2 separate regions of the Homo sapiens genome follow, and region 1 is linked to region 2. The links are chromatin loops, found by intact Hi-C in ENCODE. Cell type or tissue: PC-9. All regions are shown on one strand. Links, peaks and the distances in the headings refer to the core of each region. The heading gives the core; the rest is flanking DNA. Region 1 has its middle 28 kb from the start of AGTR2. Region 2 overlaps DANT2 (DXZ4 associated non-coding transcript 2, distal).

Region 1 (8,705 bases), core at 2,172-4,671, 240 kb before region 2:
ACAAACTAGCCCAAATGTTGAAGACTACAATAAATACCTAACTCTTCAATACCCAGACACTGATGAACATCTACAAGCATCAACACCATCCAAGAAAACATGACCTCACCAAATGAACAAATAAGGCACCGAGGACCAATTCTGGAGAAATAGAAATGTATGACCTATCAGTAAAAGAATACAAAATAGCTATTTTGAGGAAACTCAGAGAAATTCAAGATAACACAGAGAGGCAATTCAGAATTCTACCAGTTAAATTTACAAAGAGATCAAAATAATTAAAAATAATCAGGTAGAAAATATAGAGTTAAAAATGGAATTGACACATTGAAGAAGGCTATTTGAAAACACATAGTAAGAGGAGGTGAAAAAGAATACAAAGAATGAAGCATGCCTACAAAGTCAAGAAAATACCCTCAATATGGCAAATCTAAGAGTTATTGGCCTTAAAGAGGAGGCAGAGAAAGAGAGGAGTAGAAAGTATACACAGAGGAATAATATCGGAGAATTTTGCAAACTTAGAGGAAAATATCAATATCCAAGTATAAGAAAGTTATGGAACACTGAGCAGTTTTAACCCAAAGAAGAGTACCTTAAGGCATTTAATAATAAAATTCACAAAGGTCAAGGATTAAAAAAGGATCTTCAGCAAGAGAAAAGGAAAAAATAACACAAATTGGAGCTCCAATGTCTGGCAGCAGACTTTTCAGTGGAAAATTTATGGGCCAGGAGAAAGTGGCTGACATATTTGAAGCACTGAAGGAAAAAAACCTTTTATCCGAGAATAGTATACTTGGTGAAAATAGTTTTTCAGCATAAAGGAGAAATAAAGACCTTCCCAGGCAAACAAAACCTGAGGAAATTTATGAACATAAAACATAAAACCAGTCTTACAAGAAATGCTAAAGAGAGTTCTGCAACCTAAAAAAAAAAAAAAAAAAAAAAAAAGTGGTTAATGGGTAATAAGAAATCATCTGAGAGTACAAAACTCACAGGGAATTGTAAGCAGATAGAAAAACACAGAGTATTATAACACTGTAATTATGGTGTTTAAACTACTCTTAAGTAGAAAGACTAAATGATAAACCAATCAAAAATAATAACTATGATTTTTCAAGAAATAGGCAGCACAAAAAGAGAAACAACCATAAGTTTTAAAGTGGAGGGACAAAGTTTATCTCTTGCATTTTCATCAGTTTACCTTTTGTGTGTTTGTTTCTTTGTTTATGCAATCAGTGTTAAGTTGTTATCAGCTGATAATGGGTTTTAAGATAGTATTTGCAAGCCTCATGATAAACTCAAATTGAAAAACATACAATGGATACACAAAAAATAAAAAGCAAAAAATGAAAGCATACCACCAGAGAATATCACCTTCACTAAAAGGAAGACAGGAAGTAAACAAGGAAGAGAAGGCTGCAAGACAATCAAAATAATAAGAAGATGGCAGGAGTAAGCCTTTTCTTTTTAATAGTAACATTAATGTAAATAGATTAAACTCTCCAATCAGAAGACAGTGGATGAATGGATTCACAAATGATCTGTTGCATACAAGAATCATACTTCACCTACAAAGATATATATAGACTAAAAATAAATGGATGGACAAAGATATTCCGTGCAATGGAAACCAAAAAAGACCAGGAGTAGCCACACTTAGATCATACAAAATAGACTTCAAGACAAAAACCATAAGAAGAGAAAAAGAAGATCACTATATAATGATAAAGAGGTCAATCCAGCAAATGGACATAACAATTTTAAATATGTGTGCACCCAACACTGGAGCTCCTAGATTATACAAATGAAATATTATCAGAGATAGAGAGAGATAGGCCCTGATACAATAATAGCTGGAGACTTTAACACCCCACTTTCAGCATTGGACAGATGTTCCACACAAAAATCAACAAAGAAACATCAACATATAGGAACTGACTTAACCAAAGATGTGGAAGATTTTTATAATGAAAAGTATACAACACTGATGAAAGAAATTGAAGAGAGCAACAAAAAAGTGGAAAGATAGTCCATGTTTCTGAATTACAAGGGTCAATATTCTTAAAATGTCTACTCAAATCAGTCTACAGATTCAGTGCAATCTCTATCAAGAAACCAATGACATTTTATACAGAAATATTTTAAAAATCCTAAATGTATTTATAATCACAAAAAACCCAGAATAGCCAAAGTTATCTTGAGCAAAAAGAACAAAACTGGAGAAATCACATTACCTGACCTCAAATTATACCACATAGCTACAGCAACAAAAACAGCATGGTGCTGGCATAGAAACAGATACACAGACAAATGGAACAGAATAGAGAACCCAGAAATAAATACACACATCCACAGTGAACATACACCTTTTTGACAAAGATGCCAAGAACATACATTGGGAAAAGGCAGTCTCTTCAATAAATGGTGCTAGGAAAGCTGGATATCTATATGGAGAAGAATGATACTTGACCCTTATGTCTTTTCTTATACAAAAATCAAATAAAAATGGACATAAAATGAAATTTAAAGCCTCAAACTATGAAACTGCTACAAGAAAACATTGGAGAAACTCTCCAGGACATCAGCGTGAGTCAAGATTTCTTGAGTAGTTCCCTGCAAGCACAGGTAATCAAGACAACAATGGACAAATGGTATCATACCAAGTTAAAAAGCTTCTGCACGACAGAGGAAACAAGCAACACAGAGTAAAGACAACTCACAGAATGAGAATAAAAATTTGCAAACCACTCATCAGGAAAGGTATTAATAACTAGAATATATGAGTAGTTCAAACCAATCTATAAAAAAAATCTAACCGGCTTTAAAAATGGAGAAAAGATTTAAATAGACATTTCTCAAAAGAAGACATACAAATGGCAAACAGGTATATGAAGGGGTGCTCAACATCATTGATCATCAGAGAAATGTGAATAAAAACTAAAACTAGATTATCATCTCACCTCTGTTAAAATCACTTATATCCAAAAGACAGGTAATAACAAATGCTGATGAAGATATGGAAAAAAGGGAATTCTTATACACTATTGATGGGAATGTAAATTAGTACAACCACTATGGAAAACAGTTTGGAGGTTCCTTGAAATATAAAAATAGAGCTACCATATGACCCTGCAATCCTACTGCTGGCATATACCCAAAAGAAAGGAAATCATTATATCAAAGGGATATCTGCACTCCCATGTGTGTTTGCAACGCTGTTCACAATAGTCAATATTTGAAAGCAACCTAAGTGTTCATCAACAGATGAAGAGATAAGGAAAATGTAATACTTATACGCAATGAAGTACTATTCAACCACGAGATTCTTTTGCAACAAGATAGATGGAACTGACGGTCATTATGTTAAATGAAGTAACCAGTTCTGGAAGAATAACATCACATCTTCTACTTTATTTGCACAATCTAAAAATCAAAACATCAAAACAATCTAAAATCAAAAACAATCTAAAAAAATCTAAAAAATCTTAAAAAAATCAAAACAATCTAAAAATCAAAACAATTGAACTGACGGAGATAGAGAATAGCAGTATGGTTACCAGAATCCAGGAAATAACACACTCAAATGAGGTATATGTTGCCTCCAGAATCCAGACCATCCGCTAGGTGGCCTCTTTTTTGGTTTTTAGAGGGACCAGATGCAACAATTCATTCTTCATCTTAAATAGAATATCTTGACATGCCCCACACCATTAGACCCTTAGAAATTTCACTTAAGGACAAGTCCCCTAAATGTTCATCGGATTTATTTTTATTTATTTATTTTTAAATAGTTCAGCAATTTTTATTTCATGGTTCTGGGGGTTAACGAGCTCAGCTGGGTGGTTCTCACTTGAGCTACCTCATATAGTTGTAATCAGATGGCTGCTGAGAGTGAAGTTATCCGAAGATGTCTTTACTCAATGTCTGGCACCAGAGCTGAGATGACTGTAACAACTGGGAACTAGTCAAATATCTTTTTCTCCACACATAGTCTCTTTATCTGGCTAGCTTGTACTTTTTATACAATGGCAGACTCAGGGTAAACTGACTTCTCACAAGGTGACTAGCTTCCCCACAGTTACTATTTCAAGGTAGCGGTTTTATTTTTTATCTTCTGACACACAAATATCTTACCAATAAGTCTAGAGTGGTTGCTACTTCTTGCTCACTAGGTCCAATCAGCATGATGTCATCAATACGATAGAACAGTGTGATATTTTGTGGAAGGAAAAGGTGATTAGATCCCTGCAAATCAAATTGTTACATAGGGCTGGAGAATAGATATACCACTGAGGAGAGTAAAAGTGTTATTTCTGGCCTTGTCAGCTAAAAATAAACCACTCCTGGTGGGCCTTATTCAGAGAGACGGTGAAAAAGGCATTTTTCAAATCAATACTTCCATACCAGGTAACAGTGGATGTGTTAATTTGCTCAAACAATGAAACCATATCTGGTACAGTACTGTGATTGAGCTGACTTTCTGGCTAAGCTTTCAACAGTCCACTGTTATTGTTCAAGATGCAACTGTCTTCCACACAGGCCAAATAGAAGAGTTGAACGAGGATGTACTGGAAATTACTCCCCGTGCATATTTTAATTATTTAATGGCATTAATCTCTGCAGTCACTACAATAATGCAGTATTGCTTTTGGTTTACTATTTTTCTAAATAAAGGCAGTCTAGTGGCTTTCATTTGGCCTTTCAACCATAATAACCCTCACTCCACAAATAAGGGAACCAATGTGGGGATTCTGCTGCAGCTGAGTATATCTATTCCAATTGTTCACTCTGGAAGTGCATAAATAACCACAGCATGGTCTCAGGGGCCCACTGTGCCAAATGTGAGATGCACTAGAACAAAAAATCTACTTATCATCTGAACTCCATAAGCCCTTAGTTTCACTGGTAGGCCAGAGTGACATTTTGTGTATCCTGGAATTATTGCCAGTTCAGAGTCACTGTTGAAGAGTTCCCCAAAGGTCTCATTATTTCCTTTTCCCCAATACACAGTTACCCTGGTAAAAGGCCATAGGTCACTTGGGGAAAGCTGGAAGAAAGACTAACAATATGCATTTTTGTCAGTGTACCAGAGTCCTTTCTCAAGGAGATCTGGTTTCCCCTTCATTAAAAGGGTTCTGGGACTATACACTGGCTCAATTATTGGAATTGAAAAACAGTAAATCTATTTCTATAGTTCAGATTAGGCTTTTATTCAATAGACCTAAAACTTTTCTTCTAATACAAATGAAGTAAAAATTTAGTAGGTTCTCTATGTATTTCACTTCTAGGAACACCATAATTAACTATCCAATGCCATAGGTCTGTATGAGTCAGAATAGTCTGATTGCTGCTTTGACTCTGCTATCCACTATGACAATCATACTGACCTTACCTTTGGTGGCCGAGTGCCACAACTTGGCCACTACCATCCTGGGATACAATTACTCCTACTGCATTTAGGTTTTACAATTCAGTGATTGCAGTTCCCACAGTAAAGTCTGGACTACAGAGAAGAGCAATCACAGAGCTCATCAAAATTGCTGGGGCCCTCCTCACAATTTATTTCTCACAATACTGGTAAAATGTCATGTCTTCTGGACATTTCTATTGTGAGTCTTAAATGACAAATTCACTTTAATATTTCCATCCTCCTAAACTTTTGAATCACTTTCTCTCCGTTAAACCAAGACAAGTCTGGTATTTCCAACTTATTCACTGTGGCCACCTTTCAGCCCACCAACAAAACTGTTAGAGGCCCTTTCTAACTCCCCAAGCTGCAACATTAAATGCAAATTTTCTGCTTAGTGATCCCATACCAATCAATGTGGCCTGATCCAAGTTAATGTTTATTCCACTATTATCCCACAACCCTAATATCAATTCCCAAATGTTTCCCTATTTCTGCTTGTATAAGTCAGAAATCTCAGGTAGTTATTTTGGAGAGTAGTGCATCTCCCCAGGGGTCACACATTGTATCTCACCTTTAGGGATCTTTTGAGACTTGAGTCTAGTTTTATATAGGTCTAGAGACAAAAAGGTATAATAAAGCTGGGTCCTGCAGAGACTCAACAGTGTCGCTCATACAGCAATTGCCTCAGGGAAGACCATTACAATTTTCTCTAGCAATTAGAGGTTAGTTTCTTCAGAAAAGGTAGAGAGGCTGATGCCACTGGGAATGGGGGAGTTGCTACCATTGAGGATAGGTAAGCAACTTCTACTGGGGATGGGGAAACTTCTTCCAGTGAGAATGGGAAGGCCACATCTCCTGGGGGGAGTGAGAACTCTTCCACTAGCTAAGACTGACTTAGAATTTAGGGCAAGACACAGTGGCTCACGCCTGCAATCCCAGCAATTTGGGAGGCCGAGGTAGGTGTATCACTAGGCCAGGAGTTTGAGACCAGCCTGGCCAATATGGAGAAACCCCATCTCTACTAAAAATGCAAAAATCAGCTGGGCGTGGTAACACGTGCCTGTAGTCCCAGCTACTCGGGAGGCTGAGACAGGAGAATCGCTTGAACCCAGGAGACAGAGGTTGCAGTGAGCTGAGATTGTGCCACTGCACTCCAGCCTGGGTGACAGAGCCAGATTCCATCTCAAAGAAAAGAAAAAAAAGGATTTAGGGGCTGAATTTTCCCAGATTTATCAGGGTCTTCTCACACATCTCCATTCTGACTTACAGTATCCCATTCTTTTCTAATCAGTGTCATCACTTTAACAGTAGATGCCCTTTGAAACTTGAAATTCAACATGGGTTGTGATTCAGACAGTCACAGAATGAGATTCTGGGTTTAATTTTCAGCACTCTCACCCTTGCAGCTACCAGAGATAGGGGTCTTCATCGGGGACACATAGAAGTTTTCAGGTCATTTATGTGGTACTTCACCTGGGAATTCTAATCTCAAAGCTTATCCTTTTTTTCCTCACTTTCCAGTGAGATTAGAAGCAACCAGCCAATATTATTATATGTGCTACTACACACAAAAAAATTTAAAATTATTATATACACAATCATTCCACTTTGTGACATTTATAAGTGGTTGATTAGAAGCATTCAATGGTAATATTTTTTTCAAAATAATTTTATGGTGTGTAAGTGCAATTTTGTTTTATGCAAGCATTGCACAGCAGTGTAGTCAGTGCTTTTAGGACATACATCACCCAAATAATGTATATTGTGCCCATTAAGTAATTTCTCATCATCCACACCTCTCCTACTTGCTCACCCTTCCAAGACTCCATTGTCTAATGCATGTGTATACGTTACCTATCTCCCAATTATGAGTGAGAACATGTGATATTTATCTTTCTATGTCTGACTAGTTTTACTTAAGAACATGGCTTTTGGTTCCATCAATGTTGCTGCAAAAAACATTATTTTATTCTTTTTATGGCTATATATTTCATTGTGTATATACACCACATTTTCTTTATTATATTATCCATTGATAGACACAGGTTGATTCCATATTTTTGTTACTGTGAATGGTCTGCAATAAACACATGAGTGCTGGTGTCTTTCTGATATAATGACTCTTTTTTCCTTTGGATGGATACATAGTAGTGGACTGTTAGATCAAATGGAAGTTATATTTTAGCACTTTGAAAAATCTGCTTACTGTTTTCCTTGAGGTTGTACTAATTTACATTCCCATGAACAGTGTATGAGTTCCTTATCTCTGCATCCTCACCAATATCTGTATTTTTTTTTTTACTTTTTCATAGTAGCCATTCTGGCTGGGGTAATATGAGATCTCATTGCACCTTTAATTTGGATTACTAATGATGAGTAATGTTGAACATTTTTTCATATACTCATTGGCCATTTGTATGTCTTTCTTTGCAAAAAAAAAAAAGTCTATTTCTCTCTTTAGCTCACTTTTTTAAAGAGACTATTTGAAGTTTTGTGATTGTTGAGTTGTTTGTGTTCCTTGTATATTCTAGATATTAGACCTTTGTTGGATGCATATTTTGTAAATAGTTTCTCCCATTCTGTAGGTTTTCTTTTCACTCTGTTGGTTAATTTTGTTGCTGTGTATAAGCTTTTTGTTTAATTAAGTCACATTTGTCTATTTTTACTTCGTTGCTCTTGCTTTTGAGGTCTTAGTCATTAATTCTTTGCCTAGGCAAATATCCAATAACATTTTCCATAGATTTTATTGCAGTATACACTAACAGTTTCAAGTCTTAAAAATTTCTTTATCTATTTTGAGTTGATATTATCTATGGTGAAAGACAGGGATCCAGTTTTATTCTTTTGCACATAGTGAGCCACTTATCCCAGCACCATTTATTGAATAGAGATTCCTTTCTCCATTACTTATTATTGTCAACTTTGTCAAAGATCAGAGGGTTGTAGGTGTGTGGCCTTACTCCTGGATTATCTATTTTGTTCTATTTGCCTATGAACCTATTTTTATACCAGTACCAATGCTGTTTTGGTTACTCCAGTCTTGTAGAATAATTTGAAGTCTTGTAGTATGGTATGTTTTGGTTACTATAGTCTTGTAGGATAATTTGAAGTTTTGTAGTATAATTTGAAATCAGGTAATATTATGCTTCAGCTCTGTTCTTTTTGCTTAAGATTGCTTTGGCCATACAGGTTTTTTGTTTTGTTTTGTTTTGTTTCATATATAATTTTGTACATTTTTTTCTAACTCTGTAAAAATGATACTGATATTTTGATAGAGATTGCATTGAATCTTTAG
Region 2 (8,705 bases), core at 4,156-6,655:
TCAAATGGTTTTTCTGCATTTATTTAGATGACCATGTGATTTTTGTTTTTAATTCTGTTTATGTGGTGTATCACATTTATTGACTTACATATATTACACCATCCCTGCATCCCTGGTATGAAACCCACTTGATCCAGCTGGATTATGTTTTTGATATGTTGTAGGATTCAGTTAGCTAGTATTTTGCTAAGGACTTTAGCATCTGTGTTCATCAAGGATATCTGTCTGTAGTTTTCTTTTTTGGTTGTGTCCTTTCCTAGTTTTGGTATTAGGGTGATGCTGGCTTCATAGAATGAATTAGGGAGGGTTCCTTCTTTATCTTGTGGAATAGTGTCAAAAGAATTGGTACCAATTCTTCTTTGAATATCTGGTAGAATTCTGCTGTGACTCTATCTGATCCTGGACTTTTTTTGTTGGTAATTTTTAAATTACCATTTCAATCTCGCTGCTTGTTATTGGTCTGTTCAGGGTATCTCATTCTTTCTGATTTAAGCTAAGAGAGTTGTATTTTTACAGGAATATATCGATTTCTTCTAGGTTTTCTAGTTTATATGCATAAAGGCATTCATAGTAGCCTTGAATGATCTTTTGTATCTAAGTGGTGTCAGTTGTAATAATTTCTGTTTTGTTTATTAGCGAGGTTATTTGGATTTTCTCTCTTCTCTTGGTTAATCTTACTAATGGTCTATCAATTTTATTTATCTTTTCAAAGAACCAGCTTTTTGTTTCATTGATCTTTTGTATTTTTTTTGTTTCAATTTCATTTAGTTCTGCTCTGATCTTGGTTATTTCCTTTCTTCTGCTGAGTTTGGGTTTGGTTTGTCATTATTTCTCGAGTTCCTTGAAGTGTGACCTTAGATTGTCTATTTGTGCTCTTTCAGACTTTTGGATGTAGGTGTTTATAGCTATGAACTTTCCTTTTAGCACCACCTTTGCTGTATTCCAGAGGTTTTGATAGATTGTGTCATTATTGTCATTTAATTCAAAGAATTTTTAAATTTCCATCTTTATTTCATTTTTGACCCAATGCTCATTCAGGAGCAGGTTATTTAATTTCCATGTAATTGCATGGCTTTGAAGGTTTATTTTGGAGTTGATTTCCAGTTTTATTCCACTATGGTCTGAGAGTGCTTGGTATAATTTCAATTTTTTTTAAGTTTATTGAGGCTTGTTTTGAAGCCTATCTTATGGCCTATCTGAGGAGAAAGTTCCATGTGCTGTTGAATAAAATGTGTATTCTGTGGTTGTTGGAGAAAATGTTCTGTATGTAGCTCTTAAGTCCATTTGTTTCAAGGTATAGTTTAAATCCATTGTTTCTTTGTTGACTTTCTGTCTTGATGACCTGTCTAGTGCTGTCAGTGAAGTATTGAAGTCCCCCACTATTATTGTGTTGCTGTCTATCTCATTTCTTAGGTCTATTAGTAATTGTTTTATAAATTTGGGAGCTCCAGTGTTAGGTGTATATATGTTTAGGATTGTGATATTTTCCTGTTGCACAAGGCCTTTTACCATTATATGCTGTCCCTCTTTGTCTCTTTTAACCGCTGTTGCTTGAAAGTTTGTTTTGCCTGTTATAAGGATAGCTACCCCTGCTCACTTTTGGTGTCCATTTGCATGAAATGCCTTTTTCCACCACTTTAAGTTAATGTGAGTCCTTATATGTTAGGTGAGTCTCCAGAAGGCAGCAGATGGTTGGTGAGTTCTTATCCGTTTTGTGATTCTGTATCTTTTAAGTGGAGCATTTAGGCCATTTGCATTCAATGTTAGTATTGAAATGTGAGGTACCATTACTTTCATTGTGCTTTTTGTTGTCTGTGTACTTGGTGTTTTTTGTTTTTTGTTTTTGCTTTTTTTTTCCGCAGAAAAGTCAGAATTAAGTTTTATTTCACATTGGTAGAAACCATGAAAAACATTTACATTTTCCCACATTACAGCACATTTCAATGGAATATTTCTTGCCATAAATAATATCTTGCTGATTTGTAGAACTGAAATAACAGTTTATGTTCTTCAAGGTAAAGAAAAATGACATAGTAAATGATTGTTTAAACTTGTATTTTTGTTTTATAGGTCCTATGTGATTTATGATTGAAAGAGGTTCTGTTTTGATATGTTTCCAGGATTTCTTTCAAGATTTAGAGCTCCTCTTAGCAGTTCTTGTAGTGGTGGTTTGGTAATGGCGAGTGTTCTCACCATTTGTTTGTCTGAAAACGACTGTATCTTTCCTTCATATATGCTTCATATATGATGCTTAGTTTCGCTGGATACAAAATTCTTGGCTGATAATTGTTTGTTTGAGTAGGCTGAAGATAGGGCCCCAATCCCTTCTAGTTTATAAGGTTTCTGCTGAGAAATCTGCTGTTAATCTGATAGGTTTTCCTTGATAGGTTACCTGGTGCTTCTGTCTCACAGCTCTTGAGATTATTTCCTTCATCTTAACTTTGAATAAAGTGATGACAGTGTGCCTAGGCAAAGATCTTTTTGTAATGAATTTCCCAGGTATTTTTTGTGCTTCTTATATTTGGATGTCTAGGTCTCTAGCAAGGCTGGGGAAGTTTTCCTTGATTATTCCCCAAGATATGTTTTCCAGGCTTTTAGAATTCTCTTCTCCCTCAGGTACACCAATTATTCTTAGGTTCAGTTGTTTAACATAATCCCAGACTTCTTGGAGACTTTGTTTATATTTTATTATTCTTTTTACTTTGTCTTTGTTGGGTTGGGTTGATTCGAAGACCTTGTCTTTGAGCTATAAATTTCTTTCTTCTACTTGTTCAATTATATTCCTGAGACTTTCCAGAGCATTTCACATTTCTAAAAGTGTGTCTAAAATTTCCTGAATTTTTTATTGTTTTTTCTTTAAGCTATCTATTTCCATGAATATTTCTGCCTTCACTTCTTGTATCATTTTTTGGATTTCCTTGCATTGGGCTTCGCCTTTCTCTGGTCCCTCCCTGATTAACTTAATAACTAACCTGAATTTTTTTCAGGTAAATCAGCGATTTCTTCTTGATTTGAATCCATTGCTGGGGAACTAGTGTGATTTTGGGGGGGGGGTTGAAGAGCCTTGTTTTGTCATATTGCCAGGGTTGGTTTTCTGGTTTCTTCTCATTTGGGTAGGCTCTGTTAGAATGAAGGTCAAGGGCTGAAGGCTGTTGTTCAGATTCTTTGGTCCCACAGGGTGTTTCCTTGATGTACTACTCTCTTCTCCCTATGGATGTGGCTTCCTGTGAGCCAAACTGCAGTGATTGTTGTCTCTCTTCTGGGTCTAGCCACCCAGTGAGTCTACCCAGCTCCAGGCTGGTACTGGGGGTTGTCTGCACAGAGTCCTGTAATGTGAACTGTCTATGGGTCTTTCAGCCATGGATACCAGTGCCTGTTCCAGTGGAGATGGCAGAGGGTGCAATGGACTCCATGAGGGTCCTTAGCTTTGGTGGTTTAATGCTCTATTTTTATGCTGGTTGGCCTCCTGCCAGGAGGTGGTGCTTTCCAGAAATCATCAGCTATAGTAGTGTGGAGAGGGACTGGTAGTGGGTAGGGCCCTAGAACTCCCAGGATTATATACCCTTTGTCTTACACTACCAGGGTGGACAGGGAAGGACCATCAAGTAGGGGTGGGGCTAGGCATGTCTGAGCTCAGTAAATACTCTCCATGGGTGGGTCTTGCTCCAGCTGCTGTGGAGGATGGGGGTGAGATTCCCACGTCATTGGAGCTGTGTACCTAGGAAGATTATGGCTACCTCTGCTGAGTCATGCAGGTTGTCAGGAAAGTGAGGGAAAGCTGGCAGTCACAGGCCTCACCCAGCTCCCACACAAATGGTAGGGCCAGTCTCATGTCCACTGTGCCCCCGCAAACAGCCCTGAGTCTATTTCCAGGCAGTGGTCAAGTTGGGCTTGAAAACTTGCCCAAGGTTATCTGCCTCCCAGCTGCAAGAGAAAAGTTCTTCCACCGCCTGTGAAGTCTGCAAGCCTGATTCACACCCTCCCCTGAGTTCTGGTCAGGAGGCTTCTCACCCCATTCAAATTGTTACAAAGTTCAGCTAGAGAATTCTTTCTCCCTGTGGAGTTTTACCCCTTGCTCCTCTGGCCACCCTCCGATGGATCCCTGTGGTGCCAGGCAGGAATGGGCTGCTTGGGGACCCAGTGAGCTCCCAGGGCCTTTCTGCTGCTTCCTCTACCCCTGTATTTTACTCATCTCTCTAACTTGACTCAGCTGCAGGTAAAGTCGGAAACCTCTCCTGCAAACTGACCTTCGGCTTCTCCAGTCGGGGTGTGCTCAGGAGAAGGGGGAAGGGGGTCTCCCTTTCCCACTTCTACAGTTGGGGCACTCATAGTATTTGGGGTGTCTCCTGGGTCCTGCAGGTGCAGTCTGTTTCCTTTAGAGGGTCTGTGAATCCTCTCAGGATTGCTGGTTTGTTCTTGCAGTTGATCTGGAGCTAAAATTCACAATGCAAGACGCTGCATGCTGCTCTGTCCGGAGCTATAATCTAGTCCTGCCTTCTGTCTGTCATGATGCTGTCTCTCTCCTGATTTCAATTTTTTAAAAAAAATTCTGTCTTAATTTCATCAATGACCCAAAGATCTCTTTTTAGGAGATTGTAAGCTCTTTTTAGGAGTGCTCTAAGAAAGGAAGTTTAAATATTATCAAGTATGTGTTAGCTAGAAAAAAAAACTACATTTTTTTCTCAACTGTGAGAATTCTGTGGTAAACATGATAAGTAGGGCTGGGCCATCCCAGGGACACTGCTAGAAGACATTCTAGATTTTGGTAAGTCCTTTAGTGCAGAGGTTTGAATAGAGTTTTCAAGTGCCAAGTATTCTGAGATCTTATATCTAACTGACCTAAAAGTAGGACCATCGTAGCCTGAAGACAAGAGGACAGCATTGTGAGAAGAGCTGGGTCCTCAGGCCCTGTTGTCTTGGGATGGCAGTTTTGCATCATACTTCATGCCAGTCCTGATGCCTCAGGGCTGCCTCTCTTTGTGTCTAGCTGCCTGAGACCTCAAGGTTAAATTATATTATAGTAAAAATGCCCAAGACAGAATGTTCCCACTGGTCCAAAGTAGATTTGACTTCAACTCTGTGCCCAGACTAAAGACATTTCCTATAGTCTTGACCAGATCCAGTGTTAAAGATAGAACCATGGGTAGATATGTTTGGATCCATTCCTAGAGTTACATGGTGGGGACAAATTTATTTTTCTCTGAGAGGAAGCTAAAGACCATTCTACCAGAAAGATGCCCTGCACACTGGAGGACCAACTGTGAGAGCTGGGAGTCACTTAGTGACAATCACTTTAATGCTGGTTGGCTTTTTTTCAGTGGCAAATGATGGAGGAAGAGGTAACTGAGTGGGTGGCACCAAAGGGCATGTTAACATTTCTGGTAAAATACTGCCATCTAAAGGAAACTCTTTCCCAAACCAGTCACCCATCTTCCCCTCTTCCCCTCTTCCATCTTCCTCCAACTTCCTATTTTCTCCCACACTGACTCACCTCACCACTCCTCATCCTTCCCTATCAAACCTTCCTGTGGTGCATTGGAAATGGAAAACAAAGTCCTAGGCTGAGGGGACACGCAGCAGAACCACACTCCAAAATGCATATATAAAGCATCTCCTGGGAACAGCTCAGACTTTGCAACCTCCAAACACAGGCACCAGGAGGAGACAACCAGCCAGGGAGCCTGAGCTGAAAGGCACAGGAAGCCTAGGCTAGGGACTCTGCTTACCACCATGTTTATTCAAAACTGCAGTAGCATATCTCAAAATTGTATGTTCACCTGAAGTTTGAATCCCAACCTCCAGGGGACAGTGGGACTCTGGTCGCCTTTGACCTCTTGGTCAAGCTGCCCTTGCAGTGACCCGTGAGAATGCCCAAGTGCATATGTCTCCTGGAAAGCAGGGGTTGGGCTCAGATCCTACTGCGTGCCCAATTTTCTTCTCTTCCCTGAGGGCTCCACCATCCTCCCATGCTAAAGGCACAGTTAGGGATGTGTTTAGGTTGGGTCCATCCCTTGGACGGTTCAAGGGGACCACTTCCCTGTTTGTCAGGAAGGCAGGCTAAGAGGACCCCGCCAAGGCCATTCTCCCCAGGACAGGGTCCCGCAGGTGGGCCAGAGCTGGCCAAAAGTGGCTGAGATGGTGATCAGCCATGTTCAGAGCATGGTTGGCTTTTTTTTCTTAGCAAAGGGCAGAGGGAGTGGACCTGGGGGAAGGGCAGGTGGGCATTTCTGGAGCAATACTGCCATCAAGAGGAATCATTTGGCAATCCCACGCACCCTTCCCTGTGCTTGCCTGGGGAGGAGCGGCTTGGGAGTGCTATAGGGGACCAGGCAGGACTAGGGCCAGTGCCCAGATAGATCCAGGCTCTCTGGAGGCCCAAGGGAAGTGGGGCCCGTGGCTGGGTCGGGATGTGGAAGCCCCAGAAATAGGCACTGAGGATGAGGTGGCCAGCCAGGACACCTGGCACGTTCCGTACAGGAAGTCATGGCTCAGGAGTCTGGTGGTGGCCATGATCTGGGTGAGACTAATGGAGGCCTCAGCCAAGGAGCTTTTGCTCGGGGCCACAGGCAGTTTGCCTGGTGCCCCTTTTCTTGAGAGCAATTGGCGTGATGGCCTAGCTGGGTCCTCGGCCCCAGGAGGCTCTCTTGGCCACAGTGCACAGCAGTGAGGATGGGCCACTCCCAGTGTTACCAGTGGAGGGTGTCAAGGTTTTTAGCATCTTGAAAAATGAATTGGACAAAATGTACAAACAAAGCAAGGAAAGAAGGAAGCAGTAAAAGCAGACATTTATTGAAAATGAAAGTACACTCTACAGGGTGGGAGCGGGCTTGAGCATAGGGGCTCAAGAGCCCCATTACAGAAATTTCTAGGGTTTAAATACCCTCTAGAGGTTTCTATTGGCTACCTGGGGTATGCCCTATGTAAATGAAAAGGATGAAGTAACATTACAGAGTTATTTACTCGGCTTATGCCCTGTGTAAATAGAAAGGATATTACCTGTCATAGCTGAAGTGTTTCCATTTCATTTAGTTCTAGGAAGTCAGCATGAAATGGCCTTATGTTTCCTGCCTCCAGACCCTGTTCTCCTACCACATTTCCCCCCGAGAGGTGTGATCTCATAAATCTTTATGGCAGGTGGAGGGACTGATGGTCTTTCTCCTCTAACTGCTTTCTGCTGGCTTAGGGGGTAGTCCCTACCTGTCGGGAATTATGGAACTCTCACCCTGCTCTGTCTAGTGGAGGCAGGGTAGCTCCTTAGTGGCCAGGGGTGATGTCTTCACCTGGAACTGCCTGGAACCTTTGTTGCATGATTATCTGAAGCTTGATGGTCTCTATGTGAGAAGAAATGAATTTGGTTAAAAGATTTAATGGGAACTTCAGGGGGTGTCTACATATGCTGTCAGGAATGTTTGTTCTAGAGATTTGCCGGAGAAAAACAAAACCTGGTCTGTTCTAGGACCTGTGTTTCCTTAAAGTTTTAACACAAGCGACTCCAGTTTGGTTTGGTTTGGTCTTTTGAGGCCTAGTGCATAAGCTCAATCCAAAACAATGGCCTCCCACAATTTTGTTTTTTAAAAAATTCCCTTTTTGGTCAGTTTCTCACTTAGATGAGAGTATGACCAAAACTTAGGGCCTTAGCGACGCTCTCAGTTACCATCATTTTGGGTTTCTGGTCTCAGCCTGTCATTCATCAGTGGCCTTATAGTCACACATTTCTTTCAGCTCTTGTCATTCCAGTTGAAGAGAAACCATTTGACATTCTAGAGATGGCTGCATGCAAGCATTTAAAACCTCTGAGAGGGCCGGGCACGGTGGCTTACGCCTGTAATCCCAGCACTTTGAGGCTGAGGTGGGCGGATCACGAGGTCAGGAGATCGAGACCATCCTGGCTAACATGGTGAAACCCCGTCTCTACTGAAAATACAAAAAAAACTAGCCAGTCATGGTGGCAGGTGCCTATAGTCCCAGCACTTGGGAGGCTGAGGCAGGAGAATGGCATAAACCCGGGAGATGGAGCTTGCAGTGAGCGGAGATCCTGCCACTGCACTCCAGCCTGGGCAACAGAGCAAGACTCCATCTCAAAAAAAAAAAAAAAAAAAAAAACAACCTCTGAGAGAAGACAGTGCACCAGGGAGACTATTATTATGACTAAGAGTTTGGTTTGGAGTATGCTCCTTACCCAGGATCCACATAAACCAAACCTCCTAAAATCAAATAGATACAAGAATGAGCTCGATAAAGAGTCTATTCCCTTAACTAGGCAGTTTCTTCATTAATCAGCTACACCTGAATCTCTATAATACCCGATGTTTCCTCCATAGGCCATAAGTGCCAGCAGCTGCACAGATACTTCTCTATTCAGCCAATTCTATCATAACTTTCACAAGAGAATTTAAAGTCTTTTGTGTAACTGTAGCCTTTATGGTGGAATTTGCTATAGAACCTATCATGAGGGATACATTTCTCCTTTTACATTGCTTCTTTTACTCCAAACAATGGAAAAAGGACCTAACAAATGATGCCTTTCTAGAAGAGTGAAGGCCTTCTGACAATGTTCTCTTTAACCTGTGATGTGGGTGAAGAAGAGTGAACCAATGTTCTGTTTCCAACTGATTACGAGGCAATGTATGTACCATTAAAGTTTCTCACCTACATTGGGCCTTCATCTTTTATCTTTCAAAGTATAAGGTTATCCATGTATAAGG

What was found. Peaks named below come from ENCODE experiments on the same cell type or tissue, not always from the same donor. Only the 100,000 strongest peaks of a DNase experiment are listed, where the experiment ranks them.
Region 1: a loop joins it to region 2, with 4 times the contacts of the local background. A loop is called at or near these places in 3 of 110 quality-filtered maps.

The regions. Positions count from the first base shown.
Region 1 is chrX:116,193,918-116,202,622 of GRCh38, reverse strand. No RefSeq gene overlaps it. Among named protein-coding and RNA genes, the nearest start is that of AGTR2, 28 kb to the right of the region's middle. In PC-9, for the core only: a CTCF peak has its summit at 3,601; no DNase peak of the experiment used is centred there.
Region 2 is chrX:115,955,854-115,964,558 of GRCh38, reverse strand. All of the region lies in intron 1 of DANT2 (DXZ4 associated non-coding transcript 2, distal), which reads left to right. Among named protein-coding and RNA genes, the nearest start is that of DANT2, 8.9 kb to the left of the region's middle. RefSeq lists an enhancer at 3,822-4,322. In PC-9, for the core only: CTCF peaks have their summits at 5,325, 5,541 and 6,227; no DNase peak of the experiment used is centred there; H3K27ac peaks cover 924 bases.